Linked DNA regions of Homo sapiens: region 1 is linked to region 2. A link is an interaction called in ENCODE POLR2A ChIA-PET data of the cell type or tissue named here. Cell type or tissue: GM12878. All regions are shown on one strand. Each heading gives the region's core, and the rest is flanking DNA. Links, peaks and the distances in the headings are about the cores only. Region 1 overlaps RGS6 (regulator of G protein signaling 6). Region 2 overlaps RGS6 (regulator of G protein signaling 6).

The links. ChIA-PET counts read pairs that join two places held together with the same protein. Peaks named below come from ENCODE experiments on the same cell type or tissue, not always from the same donor. Only the 100,000 strongest peaks of a DNase experiment are listed, where the experiment ranks them.
Region 1: POLR2A ChIA-PET joins it to region 2 with 6 read pairs; 2 of 35 experiments call an interaction of 5 or more read pairs at or near these places.

Annotation. Positions count from the first base shown.
Region 1 is chr14:72,475,188-72,478,113 of GRCh38, forward strand. RGS6 (regulator of G protein signaling 6) reads left to right here. Exons shown (of 18, transcript NM_001204424.2): 11 at 1,555-1,653. Among named protein-coding and RNA genes, the nearest start is that of MIR7843, 40 kb to the right of the region's middle. RefSeq lists an enhancer at 1,611-1,820. In GM12878, for the core only: no CTCF peak of the experiment used is centred there; DNase peaks (open chromatin) are centred at 1,754 and 2,407; H3K4me3 peaks cover 779 bases; H3K27ac peaks cover 2,415 bases.
Region 2 is chr14:71,961,244-71,964,169 of GRCh38, forward strand. All of the region lies in intron 1 of RGS6 (regulator of G protein signaling 6), which reads left to right. Among named protein-coding and RNA genes, the nearest start is that of RGS6, 30 kb to the left of the region's middle. In GM12878, for the core only: no CTCF peak of the experiment used is centred there; no DNase peak of the experiment used is centred there; H3K27ac peaks cover 627 bases.

The sequences.
Region 1 (2,926 bases), core at 244-2,743, 510 kb after region 2:
TCTTTTTTATGGTTTTTTTTTTTTTTTTTTTTTTTGGATAGAGCTGGATCACCCAAACTCAAACCACCATCTTGTCCAACTGTGAATGACCCAGTGGTCACTTGTGTTTCACTTTACTCAAAGGAGTAGTGGTCACAGCATACCCGAGGGTGCCATGCTCAGACTCCCCCACGATTCATATGTCCCACCCTCTCCACAGCACCAGGGACAATATTGCAGGACAGCATGACCAGACTCCGTAATATTAATTTCCAAAGAGTGGGCCAGGTACGGTGGCTCACACTTGTAATCCCAACACTTGGGAGGCCGAGGTGGGCGGATCACCTGAGGTCGGGAGTTCAAGACCAGCTTGACCAACATGGAGAAACCCCGTCTCTACTAAAAATACACAATTAGCTGGGCACAGTGGTGCATACCTGTAATCCCAGCTTCTTGGGAGGCTGAGGCAGGAGAATCGCTTGAACCCAGGAGGCAGAGGTTGCAGTGAGCAGAGATCGCGCCATTGTACTCCAGCCTGGGCAACAAGAGCGAGACTCCATCTCAAAAAAAAATTCCAAAGAGTGGAGATGTGTCCCCAAACATTCCTATTTCTTGTGATGACCAATTAGCTCTCTCTCATGTATGCATTAAAAAAAAATACACGCACACACACACACACACACACACTAGACATGGCGTATGTATATAAACTTCTTTAATCTACTTACATATTTTGTTCGTCACTGACTTAACAATATCCACTGTATTATATTTTAAAATGTTAGTCCTAAAATGTCCTCATTTCATCTTCAAGAGCCCCATAATTCTAACATTACAGAATTTCATGGAGTCACATCCACCTTATCTGAGCCCTTCTGCATTTTGATGATTTTGACTACACATTGCATGCCCTTCAGTGTTTCATTTCTTTCCCATTGCAAAGATTGTGTTTAGTCTTTCCGTAATACGAGGAACAGCTTTAAATGTAGCTATAGCTACGGACATGTGGAAAAACTTAGGCCAGAAAACTGTTTAACTTGAAAGGGAAACCCTGAAATGCTGCCATCCCAGTTTTGTACCAGATGGGAATCTGCTGACCAACGGAAATGTAGAGGGGATCTTTTGTGCATACTCTTTGGCAGTGGCTCTTGAACTTTCTTTATTCAGAATCATTTGGGGCATTTGATAAAAGTGCAGATTTCCAAACCCACCCACAAAGATTCTGATGCAGTAAGTCCAGGGGGCGAGGGGATACTCAGCAACGTGTCTTTTCCAAGCACACCCAGGTGATTCTTTGCAGGTGGTCTATGGACCATATTTGGAGAAACACTGAGATACAAGGAGGCTATTTTCAGCCCAATAAAAGATAGGATTTGGGTTATAGTGGTACCCCAAAGATGAGATGACATGCCTTAAGAGGCAGCATTCTCATCATTGAAGAAATAAAAGCAGAGACCAATCTCTTATTGTCATGAGGGGATTCACGAAATTGGATGAGTCATTGGACTAGCTGACCCCTAAGCCACCCTCCAATTCTGTGGGTGGATGATCCTCTGTGCTTGCTTCTTCTCCTAGTCCGTGTATGGCGTGACTGAAGAGTCCCAGGCACAGAGCCCGGTGCATGTACTCAGCCAACCAATCAGGAAAACAACAAAAGAGGACATCCGGAAACAGGTGAATGAATTGACAGCTTGCACTCTCAGGAGGAGACGTGGCCAGTTTAAAAACCCTTTCAAATGTTCAACTCTGAAGATTGAGCAAGCTTTGAGTTCCTGGAAACCACAGTGGAACCCAGCTGTGGGTGATTGAACCTTTTAAGTGCTGTGTGTGAACAAGCCACGGAAGCTTGAGAGAAAGAATTCTCTACCCAGTTCCTCCAGCAGTTACTAGAAAAGGGCGTAAATGAGTCATCCCATGCCTTGGGGTAACTGCTGTAATGGGGTTTCCCACAGTCCGCTGTGGGAGCTGGAGGAAGGAGGGGGCTCATGTCACACAGTCCTTATAATTGGAATGCACCAGCTCAGGATGGTCTACTTTATTGCTGTGATTTGAAAGGAAAGTTTAAGAATAAATAAAGCTCTACTCCCAATGCCATTTCAGCATTACTTGGTTGAATGTTATTTTCTTTCATGATGAGCAGCCCAGGTCAACAGACAATGGCTAATTATATTACTTCCTTCTGATATTTACTGGTAACAAAGCAACCTACTGTTTATATTATGCCTTGCTGGTTCCTAGAGGGCAAAACCCAAAGGAGTAAACTTTGAGGTGCTTGCCCTTGACAAGTTTATTATCTGATGGGTAAGAGGTAATGGATATATGAAAAAAAAAAGCTATTTGGCGGGGCTCGGGGCTCGGTGGCCCACACCTGTAATCCCAGCACTTTGTGAGGCTGAGGCAGGTGGATCATCTGAGGTAAGGAGTTTGAGACCAGGCTGACCAATATGATGAAACCCCATCTCTACTAAAAATAGAAAAAAGTTAGCCGGGCTTGGTGGCGTGTGACTATAATCCCAGCTACTCGGGAGGCTGAGACAGCAGAATCACTTGAATCTGAGAGGTGGAGGTTGCAGTGAGCTGAGATCATGCCGCTGCACTCCAGCCTAGGCAACAGAATGAGACTCTGTCTCAAAAAAAAAAAAGAAAAAAAGAAAAAAAAACCACACAGAAAAAAAGCTATTTGATGATTCCAGTCAAGCATGCCAAGGACATGGGTGTGACGTGCCTGTGAAAGGTGGGCAGAGGAGGGGTCACTGGGGATTGTTCAAAACAGGTATTTATGGGGCACATTTCACCTGTCCATGCTGTTGCTAAGCTACGTAGAAAATACATTGCCTTTAAATTTTGGAAAGCAAGACTTAAATCACACCACAGTATAGGAGGAGATGAGACAAAGGCTAAATTGCAGAATATGAATCTTGTATGATAGGGATGTCCAGAGGCACAA
Region 2 (2,926 bases), core at 304-2,803:
ATGGAACATTCTGGTGAGAACCTTTGAAGGAAAGTTAGAAATGTGAGGTTCTGAGGGTCTAGCTCAGAGCTGGAAGGAACTCTAAGGTTGCTGGATTTTATAGCCAATGCCCAACTGAGGTCCAGGGAAGCTGTGTGTCCTGGTTCTGATAGTTGGTTAGTTGCAAAGGAGCTAGGGGTGGGGTGATACCAGGACTCCTAGTTCAGAGGGCTTTCCACTATGCTGGGGCTATGGTGTGTGACAGATAACAGATTAAAGGCACAGAGAGGAGAAGGAACTTGCCTAAGATCACACAGCTAGGAAGTGGTGGAGCCTGGATTTGGACATGGATCTGTCTAATGAGAGGCATCTTGTAACCATCAAGCTGTATTGTCTCTTCTTGAAGACTGTGAAATGCAAGGTCCTAGCCCATTTTCAGTTTTCCTCTTGGGTTAGCTGTGAGTCCATATAGGAAAATAATATTAACATGCTTTCTTTCTTTTGGTATGCAGTTACATGTTTTCAGAAAAATGTTCACATTCTTCAAATGTTAATATTGAAGCCCCTGGGTTGTTTACTGTGTGTATATATATGTATATATAAGTACAATGAAGAACATTCTGTTTTTCTCTACCACTAAATTTAAACCCATTTCTATTGTACTCCATTTAAAAGAAGTATTTTACATCATACTATAATGAATGAAAACCTAGTCCTTTAATTTCACAAGCCCCAGCTTTAATAGTCAATGAATTTAATTAGAAAATCTTTACCTATGTAGGTTTCACATCCAGTTCTCTATAACATCTGTTGACCTATGGACTAGAAAGTATATTATTATTTTAGAAATGATTCTTTCTAGACACAGGAAAGCTAAATAGCTTGTCTGAGTTTCAAAACGAGTTAATAGAGGAACCAAAAATAGAAACATTTCTACTGAATACGAGGCTTACTAAAATTCTTCACACAGAGACTATCTGCATTCACTTAGTAGTTTCCAGTCTAGACTCTGGAACATCAGCCTGTTTTAACACACACAAATGCTTCTGTTGGTGGGAGGGGGTGGCTGGGCAGAGGGAGGCCGGGCAGAGGGAGGCCTGACACGTTTGTTTCTAGGTCATTTCTAACCTTGCTATTATAATACAGTTTTCTAGATAGAAGAGAATGTGCTCATTAAAGTGTTCATTTTAAAATAAAGCGACAGAAACTTAAAACGTCTCTATTACATGGATACATGAGTATATATAAATGAACTCAATTTTTGTTTTCATGCTCTGTTGTATTCTGTATTAAGGCAAAGGAGTAGGCAACTAAGTAGTTGTTTAAAAATAAAACTGTGTGTTGTTCATTTAATTTTAAAAGCCATTGGTTAGAATGGTAATCAGTGTTTCCATGTAGTACTATATTCATAGAAATCCTGATATTACAGTGTATAGAGATAATATTATAGAATGATGCTCTTTACCTCTTTATGTAATCTAATTTTAAAAAACATTGTAATTTATAAATAGTGAAGAAAGCAGGTAGTGTTATTCGAATGGGATATTTTCGGCAATTAAATTCTTAGCATAAATTACAAATTCCTCTCTCTCCCATTTTCCACCCAAATTTGTTTTTATGGAATGACCTTTGGTAGCAACTTGTTTTATAATAAAATGTTTCCTGAATTTGTATTTTGAATTGAAATGGCCTTTTCTGTCACGTATGGTATTTATAAGAGTTTCTTTGATGAAAAGCCTCTGAATTTTGTGCAAATAACCCAGGCAGCCTCTTAGATGAGGGATAACATTTGTATAGGACTTTTATGGCTTTATACTCTGCTCTCATACTCAGCTTATTTGACCCTTACCTGCGGGGAACTTGGTGGAATTCACATTTTACTGCTGAGGACAATGTAGAGGAAGGTGCCTTGGCATGACTCAGAGCATATAGCAGGTGTTTGGTATGTTTGTTTTAAAGGGAAATTAACAAAAGAAACCCAAAAGATTCTTGTACTTGCTCAAGGTCACACAATAAATATAGTGTCATACCAAGGATTGAACTTCCTTCTTCACTCAAAACTTCCATATACTTGTTCTTATCTCACTGTTATCTTTTCAGGCTTTTCAAAAAGGCCACATTAAATATATTTATTTTTCTTAATTGAGGTGAAATTCACATAACACAAAATTAGCCATCTTAAAGTGTATAATTCAGTGGCATTTCATGCTTTCACAGTGTTCTACAGCCATCACCTCTATCAAGGCCCCTGAAGGAGACCCTGTATCCATTAAGCAGTCACCCATTCCATCCTCCCTGCAGCTACTGGCAGCTACCAATCTGTTTCTTGTCTCTGTGGACTTACCTATTCTGGATATTTCATAAAAATAGACTCCAGCAATATGTGACGTTTTGTGTCTGGCTTTTTACACTTAGCGTGTTTTCACTTAGCATGTTTTCAAGGTTCATCCACGTTGTAGTGTGTGTCAGTACTTTATTTCTTTTTATTGCTCAATGATATCCCATTGTATGGATATACACGTTTTATTTATCCATTCATGCACTGATAGACATTTGGGTTGTTTCCCCCTTTTAACTATTGTGAATAGTGCTGCTATGAACATTTGTGTACAAGTATTTGATATTTGTTTTCAGTTAGTTTGTGTATGTACTTAGAAGTGGAATTGCTAGATCATATGGTAATTCTGTGTTCAACTTTTTTGAGGAAACACTAAGCTGTTTTCAGCAGTGACTGTGTCATTTTACATTCCTACCAGCAATGTTTGAGGATTTTGATTTCCCTGTATCCTTGCCAAGACTTACTTGAGGTTTTTTTTTTTTAAATTATAATAATCTTAATGGGTATGAAGTGGTATCTCCTTGTGGTCTGGATTTTGATTTCCCTAATAAAATATTCATATTTTAATGCATAGAATTAATCAGAAAATGAGCTTTGGCAAGGTGAACT